Regions from separate parts of the Homo sapiens genome. Here region 2 is linked to region 1. A link is a contact called in ENCODE Hi-C or POLR2A ChIA-PET data. All regions are on one chromosome and are shown on one strand. Each heading gives the region's core, a stretch centred on a gene start or an enhancer-like site at or near the end of the contact. The rest is flanking DNA. Distances are from core to core; before and after follow the strand shown.

Evidence for each region. A loop is a pair of places that touch in the nucleus more often than their neighbours do. ChIA-PET counts read pairs that join two places held with the same protein, here RNA polymerase II (POLR2A). Pooled maps may share reads with other maps.
Region 2: a loop to region 1 is called in a map of PC-9, with 8 times the contacts of the local background. The contact joins the promoter of PIP5K1A here to the promoter of CGN in region 1. A Hi-C loop is called at or near these places in 3 of 168 maps with a recorded cell type or tissue (Caco-2, Calu3 and PC-9), 1 of 37 single-sample maps with no recorded cell type and 10 of 50 pooled maps. POLR2A ChIA-PET finds 5 or more read pairs at or near these places in 4 of 52 experiments (Caco-2, H1, activated CD4-positive, alpha-beta T cell and 1 more).

What each region holds. Positions count from the first base shown.
Region 1 is chr1:151,506,634-151,513,141 of GRCh38, forward strand. It overlaps CGN (cingulin), which reads left to right and starts at 4,754. Exons shown (of 21, transcript NM_020770.3): 1 at 4,754-4,882. RefSeq lists enhancers at 3,831-4,407, 4,408-4,983, 5,135-5,274, 6,137-6,508 and a silencer at 4,405-4,804.
Region 2 is chr1:151,195,439-151,201,206 of GRCh38, forward strand. It overlaps PIP5K1A (phosphatidylinositol-4-phosphate 5-kinase type 1 alpha), which reads left to right and starts at 3,114. Exons shown (of 16, transcript NM_001135638.2): 1 at 3,114-3,643. The coding sequence starts at 3,559. LOC124904419 (a long non-coding RNA gene) reads right to left here and starts at 3,087. Exons shown (of 2, transcript XR_007066620.1): 1 at 3,013-3,087; 2 at 2,669-2,902. RefSeq lists enhancers at 3,212-3,411, 3,512-3,591.

The DNA of each region.
Region 1 (6,508 bases), core at 3,504-6,003:
CTAGGATTACAGGTATGTGCCACCACACTCAGCTAATTTTTGTATTTTTAGTAGAGGCGGGGTTTTACCATGTTGGCCAGACTGGTCTTGAACTCCTGACCTCACGTGATCTGCCCGTCTTGGCCTTCCAAAATGCTGGGATTACAGGTGTCAGCCACTGCGCCCAGCCAGTCTCTCCCTCTTAAAAATGAAACCAGCTGGGCACAGTGGCAAATGCCTGTAATCCCAACACTTTGGAGGCCGAGGCGGGTGGATCACTTGAGCTCAGGAGTTCAAGACCAGCCTGGACAATATGGCAAAACCCCTTCTCTACAAAAAATACAAAAATTAGCTGGGTGTGGTGATGTGCACCTGTAGTCCCAACTACTCAGGAGGCTGAGGTGGGAGGATCGCTTGAGCCCAAGGAGTTGAGGCTGCAGTGAGCCGTGACTGCACCACTACACTCCAGCCTGCGTGACAGTGAGACCCTGTCTCAAAAAAAACCAAACACCCCCCCACCAGTCTCCCCACAAAACCCCAAAACCAAACATAGAAGTTGCCCTTTCTTTTACCCTGTTTTCCTTTAAGTCAAGGTACCCTCTCTCTTTCCTTTTTATTGATACACTTCTTATATTGCATTCTGAGTTGAAAGCCTATCACACTGCTGAAACTGACGTCTGGAAGATCACCCATAACTTCGAAATGCCAAATTCCAGTCTCTTCTCCTACTTGAATACCTCTCTTGCATGAACTTCTTTACTTACCTTTCTCAATAACCCCACAATGATCCCGTTTTTACTCCTCATCTGTCCTTTATTTCTCACAGTTTGTTCTGTAGTCCTCTTAGCAAACTTTCATCTATGAGGATGATTCTTAGCTCTGTCTCTAGCCCTGATTTCTTTTCTAGGCTTCATTTCCAGTTGTTTGCTAGACATTTGTATGTGTGTGTGGATTTACCACATGCTTTTTTAAAATTTTTTTTGAGACGGAGTTTTGCTCTGGTTGACCAGGCTGGAGCACAGTGGCGTGATCTCTGTTCACCGCAATCCCTGCCTTCCGGGTTCAAGTGATTCTCCTGCCTCAGCCTCCCGAGTAGCTGGGATTATAGGCGTGTGCCACCACGCCCGGCTAATTTTTGTATTTTTAGTAGAGACAGGGTTTCTCCATGTTGGTCAGGCTGGTCTTGAACTCCTGACCTCTGTTGATCCGCCCGCCTCAGCCTCCCAAAGTGCTGGGATTACAGGCGTGAGCCACCGCGCCCGGCATCACATGCTTCTTTAAAATATCAGGTTCCAGAGTTAATTTATCATACTCTTCTTCTAGGTCCTCCTCAAATCCTTCCTGTCTCTTGTCCTTTCCATTTCAGCTAGTGGCATCACCTCATTTCCATTATTATTATTATTATTATTATTTCGAGACAGAGTTTCACTCTTGTTGCCCAGGCTGGAGTGCAATGGCACAATCTCGGCTCATTGAAACCTCAGCCTCCTGGGTTCAAGCGATTCTCCTGCCTCAGCCTCCCGAGTAGCTGGGATTACAAGCATGTACCACCATGCCCGGCTAATTTTTGTATTTTTAGTAGAGACAGGGTTTCACCATGTTGGCCAGGCTGGTCTCGAACTCCTGACCTCACGTGATCCGCCTGTCTTGGCCTCCCAAAATGCTGGGATTACAGGCATGAGCCACCGTGCCCGGCCTTAAACGGGTGATCTTTGAGAGAACAATTCAGTAGAGTTGCTAGTGGTATCAGTGAATCTTGGAGAATTCAGGAAAGAATTGCAGGAGAGGAATTTGGTTCCAAATCCACTTTTTTTTTTTTTTTTTTTTGAGATGGAGTCTCGCTCTGTCGCCCAGGCTGGAGTGCTGTGGCTAGATCTCAGCTCACTGCAAGCTCCGCCTCCTGGGTTCAGGCCATTCTCCTGCCTCAGCCTCCCAAGTAGCTGGGACTACAGGCGCCCACCACCACACCCAGCTAATTTTTTGTATTTTTAGTAGAGACGGGGTTTCACCATGTTAGCGAGGATGGCAAATCCACTTCTTTGATGAAACCTGCAATTTACCTAAAACTTTCTCTATTATCCCATTTCATAAAATAAAACTTCTCTCTTTAACATCTATCAGTGTTATTTCTTCTTTCTGGGTATTATATTTGCTATAAATTCTGTTTTTGCTGTATTTATAAACTGGCCAATTTTGCCATTTCTTTTTTGAAAAAATTTTATTATTATTATTTTTTATAAAGATGGGGTCTCACTGTGTTGCCCAGGCTGGTCTTGAATTCCTGGGTTCAAGCGATCCAACTCCAGGGCTCAAGCTATCCTCCTGTTTTGGCCTCCCAAAGTGCTGGGATTAGAGGCATGAGTCATCACGCCTGGCCCTGTAGCATTTCTTAAGGAGAGGGATCACCTGTCTTCTGAACTCTGGAAAAAGACCAGGGTGTCGCCTTTGTCACTTGTGCCTGGATGTACCTCTCAGACTGAGTGCTTCCTTGAAGAACAGATGACGAAGGCGGTGACTCAGAGGCTCCCACTTATCCTTGTAATTCGTGTTCATGGTGCTGGGTAACCACCCAAATTGGTATTTACTACAAATATACTAAGTATCCTAATTGCTAAGGTGTTATCTAGGGGAGTTTAGGCGCTTCCGCCTTTCCAATATCTGAGTCAATTTAATATCCCACATTAAAAAAAAAAATCTCCTTACAAACACTTGGTGGGGGCGAGCGTGGTGGCTCACTCCTGTAGTCCCAGTACTTTGAGAGGTCGAGGCAGGCGGTTCGCTTGAGTTCAGGAGTTCAAGACCAGCCTGGACAACATGGAAACCCCATCTCTACTAAAAATGCCAAAATTAGCCCGGTGTGGTGGTGGGCGCCTGAAGTTCCAGCCACTCAGGAGGCTGAGGTGGGAGGATCGCTTGAGCTTTGGAGGCTGAGGCTGCAGTAAGCAGAGATTGCACCACTGCACTCCAGCCCGGGTGACAGAGTGAGACTCCGTCTCAATGAAAAAAACAAAACTAAAGCAAAAACAAAAACAAAAAAACCCAAAACAGGCTGGGTGTGGTGGCTCACGCCTGTAATCCTAGCCCTTTGGGAGGCCAAGGTGGGCAGATCACTTAAGGACAGGAGTTCAAGACCAGCCTGGTGAAACCCTGTCTTTATTAAAAAATACAAAATATTAGCCGGAAATCAATTGAATCTGGGAGGCGGAGGTTGCAGTGAGCCGAGATTGCGCCACTGGACTTTAGCCTGGGCGATAGAGCAAGACTCCGTCTTAAAAAAAAAAAACAACAAAAAAAACCCAAACCAAAAACCATCCCATGGGAGTGTCTCTGAACCTATTCTGGTTCAGGAGGCTGCACAATAAAAGAAAAATAAGAAAAAATTTTTTAAAAAAAAGTCTTTTAAAAGCCACCCAGTGTTCAGGAGGTGCGCTCCTGGAAGGACATTTCCTCTTCTGTCCCCACCCCCACTACATGTTTTTTGCTGTTCCTCCCCAGGGAACAGGCCGGTTTGATGGCCCTAATCCTTATATACAGCTTGCTCTGGAATGCAGAGACTTTGCATCCCAGCTGAGGAGCTGGTAAGTGGACTTTACTCTGTAGGACCCACACCTAGCTTTTGAAGGCTTGGGGAGGGGCGGAAACCAGCTCCCGAGAATACACCGGAATCTGTGCTGCATCGAAGATTCCTCTTCTACTCCAATAGATACAGGGTAAATATTTGTTGTAACTAAATGAGAACAAAATCCGGAGCCCAGCAACGTAAACGAAGTCAATCTCTTTTTTACATATCTCAACGGTTAACAGCTAGGATGCCAGCTTTAATGTTGTTTTAACTGCAGCTGGTATGAGCGGTCCTGCAGTTTGCAGAGCCCCTAGTTTTTACTCTTTTCTAGGAACTGGGATCAGCATCCCTACTTTTTGAGAGGCTAACTCTGAGGTAAATTTACAACTGAGTCCCTTTCAGTTTAGAACGAAGGTCATTCCTATTTTGGTAAATTTGCGTCCCCGGTTTCCATTCATTCAGTCAACAAATATTTATTAAGCATGTAGTATGTACCAGTCCCTGTTGTAGGCGTTTGGGGTGAAGCAAGGCACAGAACAAGAGATCCTTGCTCTGGTGAAGCTTATCGTAGGACGGGAGGCAAAATGATGAAAATGATTTTTAAAATTATGTTATTAACTAGAAGGTGATAAATATTACATAGAAAAAGATGTCAGGCTGCAAAATGATTGCGGAGGCCACAAGATAAAAGAGAATCCAAGATCAGGGTTCTGGTTCGGGTCAGGGAAAAGGGAGACGAGCTGAGGTGCAGGAGGCTCTGACGTCGGGGGACAACGGAGATATTTTCTGCAGAAAGTGACGAAAGAGCATTCTGGTTCCTGCAGAGGTAGGTGAAGGACAGAAAGGGCCCTGGCCGGCGATTCCCTTGGAGTAAACGGGAGGCAGGAGGCTGTTTTCTAGCAGAGCCCAGAAGATGCTCTGGCCGACGGCTCCCGGGATCTTGGCCGGCGGTCACTCGCGACCATCCGCGACGCCCCCAAAATGGCCTCCGCGCCCCTCGCCGCCCCGCCCCGACGCTCCGCAGCCCGTGGGTCCACGTGACCTGGCCCGCCCTTCGCGGCTGGAGACCCCGGGTCCCGGTCCCCGCACCGGAGGCCCCGCCCCCTACGGGAAGCGGACCAACCGGAGCGGGGAAAGGCGGGGCGGGCACTGACGGCCCGCGGGGGTGGAGCTCCGCAGCGGAGTAACAGGTTGGTGGGAGGGAGAGAAAGGAGGGAGCTCCGAGGACGAGGGGGAGGGCCGGAGCTGCGCGTGCTGCTTTGCCCGAGCCCGAGCCCGAGCCCGAGCCCGAGCCCGAGCCCGAGCCCGAACGCAAGCCTGGGAGCGCGGAGCCCGGCTAGGGTGAGTGGACCCGGTGCGGGCCAGGGCACCCGAGAGGAAAGCGAGCCTTCAGGGGTACCTTTGAGGGGCAGGCATCGAGGCGGTGTGAGATGCCCCTCTCCAGGGCACCGGTGCCGAGTGGGAGACGGGAGGAGGGGAGATTGGGGCGGGGTGGGGTACTGATTAAGAGCCGACCCCTACCCTGAGGTGCCAGATGCAGGTGGCTAGGAAGGTGCCAGGCGAGGGGCACCTGGGGCGAAGGCTGTTCCCAGCGCATGAAAGCGTTTCAGCGCCAGATGTCTCTGGAGGTCAGACGCCAGCCCTAGGGGCAGAATTTCTCTTGGAGACAGCGGTGGCGCGGGGAAGGAGTTAGTTCCAGCTGAGTCGGGAACTGCTGCTGCCTGAGGTGCAGACTCGCCAGGGGAGGGCATCTGCAGGTGCTGCTCGCCTGAGGGTCTTTCCTGCGTCCTGCGGTCTCAGCTGGCCGTTGTCAGCACCCTGGTGGCTTTGAGATGACTCTGAGGTGTGGGATTTTTTCCCCAGCCCTTCACCTCCGGCCGAAGGCAGTTGCGAATCAGAGACACTGAGGGGCAGATGAGAGGGCACCCTCATCTCTTCACCAGGTGTACAACCATTAGGCTTTCACTTTGTGTCCTTTGCTTTCGTGCCAGGGAGAATCGTTCCTTCTTCCTCTTGAGAGAGAGAGAGAGTACTCCCCAAGAGAGGGATATGAGGAAGCAAAGAGCCCTGCCTGGTCCTGCAAAATATTGATAAATATTAATACTTATTTCTCAGGAGGCCCCTTTCTGGGGGCGGATGTCAAACCCTTTCTCCAAGTACCCACATATTTTTTCTGTGGTTCTAGATGGGGACCATTGGATGAGGTTTGGGAGCCCAACCAATTTCCTTGATGTCTGGAGGAATCCCCATTACTCCCTGAACGCCCTCCAGGCATCCCTGACTCCTGAACTGCGGTGGCTGTCAGAATGGCAGCAGGCACTATTGGGGCAGGAAATAGGCAGGACTCATCAGGAGACCACGAGACTAGGGAAATTACAACTCCAAATCCCCAGGACAGATGAAAGGTGCACCTTGGGGCCCAGACAAGACTGGAGGCAAATTTCTTTGCCTTAGGCAGGTAAAGGAACTAGAGTCAACCTTAGCTTGGCCCCTTTGAAGCCCTGCCTGAGGAAGGTTGTTGTAATTGGGAAATAATTAGCAACCGCTATGTTTGTAGATGGGCTGCCTACACATGCCTATGCATCTCTTCTTTCATCCTGGATGTTTGGGAGTCTGGGGGCTGGCTCTGGGGGACTGCTAATCCAGAGATTTGCCCGACTCTAAGAGGATTCTGGCTTCCTAGAACCCTTCCTGTGTTTCCCAGGCTGGCCTGCATGCCATTCCCCTTGTGGGAGGTGATGGGGGTGTAGGGCTCTTCTCTTTGTGCCAGGGAGGGGCGGACTGAGGACCAGGGAGGTGGCCAAAGCAAGTGTGGGATCAGGAATGCAACTTTGGGAACCTCAAAGGGAGGGGTGGAGGGAGACAAAGTCTCCCTGTCACATACTGGCCTGTCACCAGGTTCCTGTTCATCTGCTCCTCCTGCCTGTTCCCTCCCTGCCCTCTGTCCTCTCCTTCAGAGCTTTGGCT
Region 2 (5,768 bases), core at 1,864-4,363, 310 kb before region 1:
TTCTACTATGCCAGGAATGTTACCGGGGAGGAGTGGTTCCATGACTCAGAGGACACCCCAGGTACTGAGTGGGAGTGGGGGCGCCCCAGGGACTGAGTGGGAGTTGGTGAAATTAAAAATAAAAATAGTACTTGATGAAAATAAAAATTAAAAATATAAAAAATTAGCTGGGCGTGGTGGTGCATGCCTGTAGTCCCAGCTACTCGGGAGGCTGAGGCAGGAGAATCGCTTGAACCCGGGAGGTGGAGGTTGCAGTAAGCCAAGCGCCACTGCACTCCAGCCTGGGTGACAGAGCCAGACTCTGTCTCAAAAATAAAATAAAATGGAATTCACAGATTAGCTCACAGGGAGAAGATTCCTCTGTTTGACTGCGTTGGTCATTCTGGGATTTATTAGTCTGTTTCCAATTTTAAAATCAGAAACAGCTTTACATCAACACCAGCCGATTTTTTTTTTTTTTTTTTTTTTTTTTTTGAGACGGAGTCTCGCTCTGTCGCCCAGGCTGCAGTGCAGTGGCACGATCTCGGCTCAGTGCAAGCTCCGCCTCCCAGGTTCATGCCATTCTCCTGCCTCAGCCTCCCGAGTAGCTGGGGCTACTACAGGCGCCGGCCAACTCACCCGGCTAATTTTTTGTATTTTTAGTAAAGACGGGGTTTCACTGTGTTAGCCAGGATGGTCTCGATCTCCTGACCTCGTGATCCGCCCGCCTCGGCCTCCCAAAGTGCTGGGATTACAGGCGTGAGCCACCGCGTCCGGCTACACTATCCGATTTCTAAAGTAACTCAGGAAATGGTAGCAATCCTATGCCTTTTCGGAAAACAAGGATAATTTATTCAACAAATATTTATTTATTGAATACCTATGAGCCAAATCCTGTGCTCAGTGTGCCCCTCACTAGTTCCTGTCCTGTTTAGTTGAGTGGAGGGTATAGGTACAGGGAATTATAAAATACTTCAACACAACAAAATTCCACTGCTGTGGAATTACAAACAAGATTTTGTCTACTTTCGGTGCCCAAAGGAAGACGAATAATCCAGCAGGTGGCAGCAGGGAAACAATTATCTTAGATCTTCATAAGGGAGGAGTAGAAGGCTGCAGTAAATGCATGGGGATTTTTTTTTTTTTTTTTTTTTGAGTTGGAGTTTCGCTCTTGTTGCCCAGGCTGGAGTGCAAAGGCGCCATCTCGGCTCACCGAAACGTCTGCCTCCCAGGTTCAATCAATTCTCCTGCCTCAGCCTCCGGCGTAGCGAGTAGCTGGGATTACAGGAATGCTCCACTACGCCTGGGTAATTTTGTATTTTTAGTAGAGACGGCGTTTCTCCATGTTGGTCAGGCTGGTCTTGAACTCCCGACCTCAGGTGATCCGCCCGCCTCGGCCTCCCAAAGTGCTGGGCTTACAGGCGTGAGCCACTGCGCCCGGCCTTTTTTTTTTTTTTTTTGAGACTGAGTTTCGCTCTCGTTGCCCAGGCTGGAGTGCAATGGCGCGATCTTGGCTCACTGCAACCTCTGCCTCCTGGGTTCAAGCGATTCTCCTGCCTCAGCCTCCCGAGTAGCAGGGATTACAGGCACCCGCCACCACGCCCAGCTAATTTTTTGTATTTTTAGTAGAGACGCGGTTTCACTATGTTGGCCAGGCTTGTCTCGTACTCCTGAGCTCAGATGATCCACCTACCTCGGCCTCCCAAAGTGCTGGAATTTCAGGCGTGAGCCACGGCGCCCGGCCTGCATGGGGATATTCTATGGATGTTCGGGTCCTAGGTTACTTTATGAGGACCCACAAGACATCTGGAAAGAGGATAACCAGGTCATTCTGGGGGTTACAAAACCTGTTTTTTTTGTTTGTTTGTTTTGTTTTGTTTTGAGACAGTTTCGCTCTGTCGTCCAGGCTAGAGTGCAGTGGCGCGATCTCCGCTCACTGCAAGCTCCGCCTCCCAGGTTCATGCCATTCTCCTGCCCCAGGCTCCCGAGTAGCCTGGGACTACAGGCGCCCGCCACCACGCCCGGCTAATTTTTTGTATTTTTAGTAGAGACGGGGTTTCACCGTGTTAGCCAGGATGGTCTCGATCTCCTGGCCTCGTGATCCACCCGCCTCGGCCTCCCAGAGTGCTGGGATTACAGGCGTGAGCCACCGCGCCCGGCCACAAAACCTGTTTTAATGGAGTTATTTCATGGGCCATGAGTTTGAGAGGATCTATCTGACCGACTCTTACCCCGAATGTTTTACCATTCCTCTTTATTTATTCATTCCACAGATAATTATGGAGCCCCTACTATGTACGAAGTCACTGGAGGAGCTGGAGATACAAGAGTGAACCAAACACAGTCCTTGCTCCCCAGAAGTTTTACAGTCTGCTCAGAGAGACTGGTCTTCCCACCAGGGTTCATAGCCTACGGGGTACTTTGTTAAAAACGAGCAGTTACTACGAAGACTACAATGGGAGAAATTTTTCTGTGTATCTCCATGCCCTTTGGAGCACAGATAATTGACAGTTGGAGGCTAAAGGGGTTGGGTCGCGGGAAGGTTGTGATAAGTCCCTGATAGCCTCCCGTGCCCTTTTTTGACAGGTCTTCACTGATTCATGCATCAAATATTTACTGAACTCCGTCACTGTGCAGTGCCTAACTTTGTGCTTGAGGCAAACAAAACACAGATCTATTTCGAATGCCATTCCGAGGAAGGTAAGACATGCACGCACGTTTAATCAAATAGTAAACAAGAGTAGTAAAACAGGAAAAAGACTAAGAAGAGTTCTTGGTGGTATTAAATGTTTTGTGATATTCGACACCTTAACGTCTCTGACTTGACACCAGTACTCCCGCAGAGAGTTCTTTCCTGGGTTAGGAATTTCAGAGGACTTGGCGGACCGACTCTTGTCCCGAGTTCAGATCACTCGACCCAGTCCTAGCAAAGAACTGAACCTAAGAGGACCTGCCGAGCCACCGTAGGGACTGTCGGCCAACCCGCGCGCGCACATCTTCCACCCGTGGACTCGTCAGGGCGTGAGGACCCACCTCACGTGACCATTAGCAGCCTCCCGATTGGTTTTGCTCCTTTTTTCTCCCCAATGAGTGGGCTGATGCCCCGAGAAGGTCGGGCGCATGCGCAGTGCTCGGATTTTTTGCTTGGCTACCCGGAGTGAAGCGGCCGGGTTGGGCGATTAACAGGCCGTGGTTAGGAAGGACGGAGAAGGGGCGTTCGCTCCTTTGGGACTTTTCATGCCTCGTTTTTTTTTCAGATGTGGCTTGGTCTGGGCGCAAGGTCCCAGCAGCCAGCTTAAGCTTACTCTTCTGTGAAAGGGGAAAGTATCCCCTGTGGAAAGCGGTTAAACTTGTGGAGGGGGTGCGGGACGTGAGTTCTTCCCCATGCCAGGCGAATGGTGTGGCCTTGAGCTGGTCCAGGAGCCGGCTCGACGTGTCTGAGGGAGGCCCCGGAGGGGGCGGGGAGGTGGCCCACAGAACGCGGGTTCTGTAAAGAGACGTTGGGAAGATTCGATTCCGAGAAGAGGAAGAACCGGATTGAAAGAGAGCCAGGCCGCTGAGGGGGAGGGGGCTGCTAAGATGGCGTCGGCCTCCTCCGGGCCGTCGTCTTCGGTCGGTTTTTCATCCTTTGATCCCGCGGTCCCTTCCTGTACCTTGTCCTCAGGTAAGCCCGGCAGGGCGTGGGTAGGGAGCTGGTGAGGAATATGCGATGGGAGGAAGAGCGAGACCTAAGAGGGTACCTGTAGCTGGGAATGTCCTACGTGTTACCGGTAAGTGGGCGCGAGCTGGGCTTTCAAATAGGGATTTATGAGCGGGCAGGAGTTTGAGGAAAGGATAAGTTTGATTAAGAAGTTGTCGAAAACTTTGGTTGTCTTTGAGGAGGACGGATGGAGATTGAAGGTGGGGGTAGGGTGGCCCGGCGCGGTGGCTCACGCCTGTAATCTCAGCACTTTGGGAGGCCTTGGCGGGCGGATCATTTGAGGTCAGAAGTTCGAGACGAGCCTGGCCAACATAGAGAAATCTCGTCCCTACTAAAAATACAAAAATTATCCGGACAGTAGTGGCGTGCATCTGTAATCCCAGCTACTTGGGAGGCTGAGGCAGGATAATCCCTTGAGCCTGGGAGGCAGAGCTTGCGGTGAGCCGAGATTGGGCCACTGCTCTCCAGTCTGGGCGAGAGAGTGAGACCCTGTCTCAAAAAAAAAAAAAAAGAAGTTGCGGTAGGAAACAAGAGAAACGGAAGGGAGTAGAGAAACTAAGAAAGTAAATGGAGGCCTAAGAAGTAGAGAGAACTACTTAGTGTGAGAGGCAGGTGGAATCTAAGTTGATTGTGGGCTAATTGGATGAAAATGTTGAAGAGAAGCCATGGGACTTAAAAGATATCGAAAAGTTATTGGACGCTTTCGATTTCTGGAGAGGTAGGGAATCGTGAATTTTGTTGGGTGGGCGGGAGTTGTTGAAGCCATCTTTTCCCTCAGATACTCCCCCCTAATGTGTCACCCCTTCTCACTTCGCACCCCCACCCTTAGGGCCGCACAGGCACACAGACACACATACATACTTTCTCAGACTAATTCCTTTGGTGATTCCCAACTCTAAACTGCCCAACTTTGGGAAGGAATGGAAATTTTGAAGAGAGTCTAAGGAATGTAGGAAATTAAGGTCAAAGACCTTAAAAACAGATGGGAAAGATGGAATGGAGTCTTGAATTGCAGTAGAGACTGCGAGAAGTGATGTTTTGGAAATTAGGCCTGAGAAGAAGAAAGATGGGTGGGGGGGTGACTGTAAGTGTTGTGGGGGAGTATTGCATAATAGAAAAATGGACTGGAAGAATGCTTACGCTGTATCAGGAGATTGGAATTTGGAGAATGGAGCCAGGTTAATGTAGAGAGCTCAGCGTATTAATAGTTAAAAACGAATGAAGATTGAGGGAGGGCTGAGGAGGCTCACAAGAAAAGCAGTAGATTGTGTGTAGGGGAGAAAGTGTGTGTATGTGTGTCGGGTGGGGGGGCGGGAGGTGAGTCAGAAACTGAGCGCTTCCATCAGAAGTGTCTGGTGTTTCACAGTAACTGCTGCTTCTACACTGGAATAGACGCTGCCAGATGTTGGATGCTTTGCTTGAGATTTTGGTATTTCCTCAGGCCTGGTGTTGCGTTTTTGCTGTTTAGAATTTGCTGAATAGGGTTCCTTCCACCTTTCACATTCCAGCTCAGATGCTGAAATATCTAGTCACACATATCTTCTTAATAAGCTGCAGTTTTATTTATTTTTAATAAATCTCTATTTTTAGTTTGTTGAGAGGGGATTTTTTACCTTTCCTATAAAAGTATTAGGGGACCAGAACAACTCATGCTGCATTATAAGCATGAAATAGGATAAAGTAAAAGTGACAGGGTATTTATTTATTTATTTATTTATTTATTTATTTTTGAGACGGAGTCTCGCTCTGTCGCCCAGGCTGGAGTGCAGTGGGGCCATCTCGGCTCACTGCAAGCTCTGCCTCCCGGGTTCACGCCATTCTTTTGCCTCAGCCTCCCGAGTAGCTGGGACTACAGGCGCCCACCACCACGCCTGGCTAATTTTGTTTTTTGTATTTTTAGTAGAGACGGGGTTTCACCGTGTTAGCCAGGATGGTCTCGATCTCCTGACCCTGTGATCCGCCCGCCTTGGCTTCCCAAAGTGCTGGGATTATAGGCGTGAGCCACCGTGCCCCACCTGGGTTTTTATTTTTAATAGAGTAGCTCCTTAATTTGAAACCTGCTTCCCCTCTAATCCCCAACCCAGAAAGA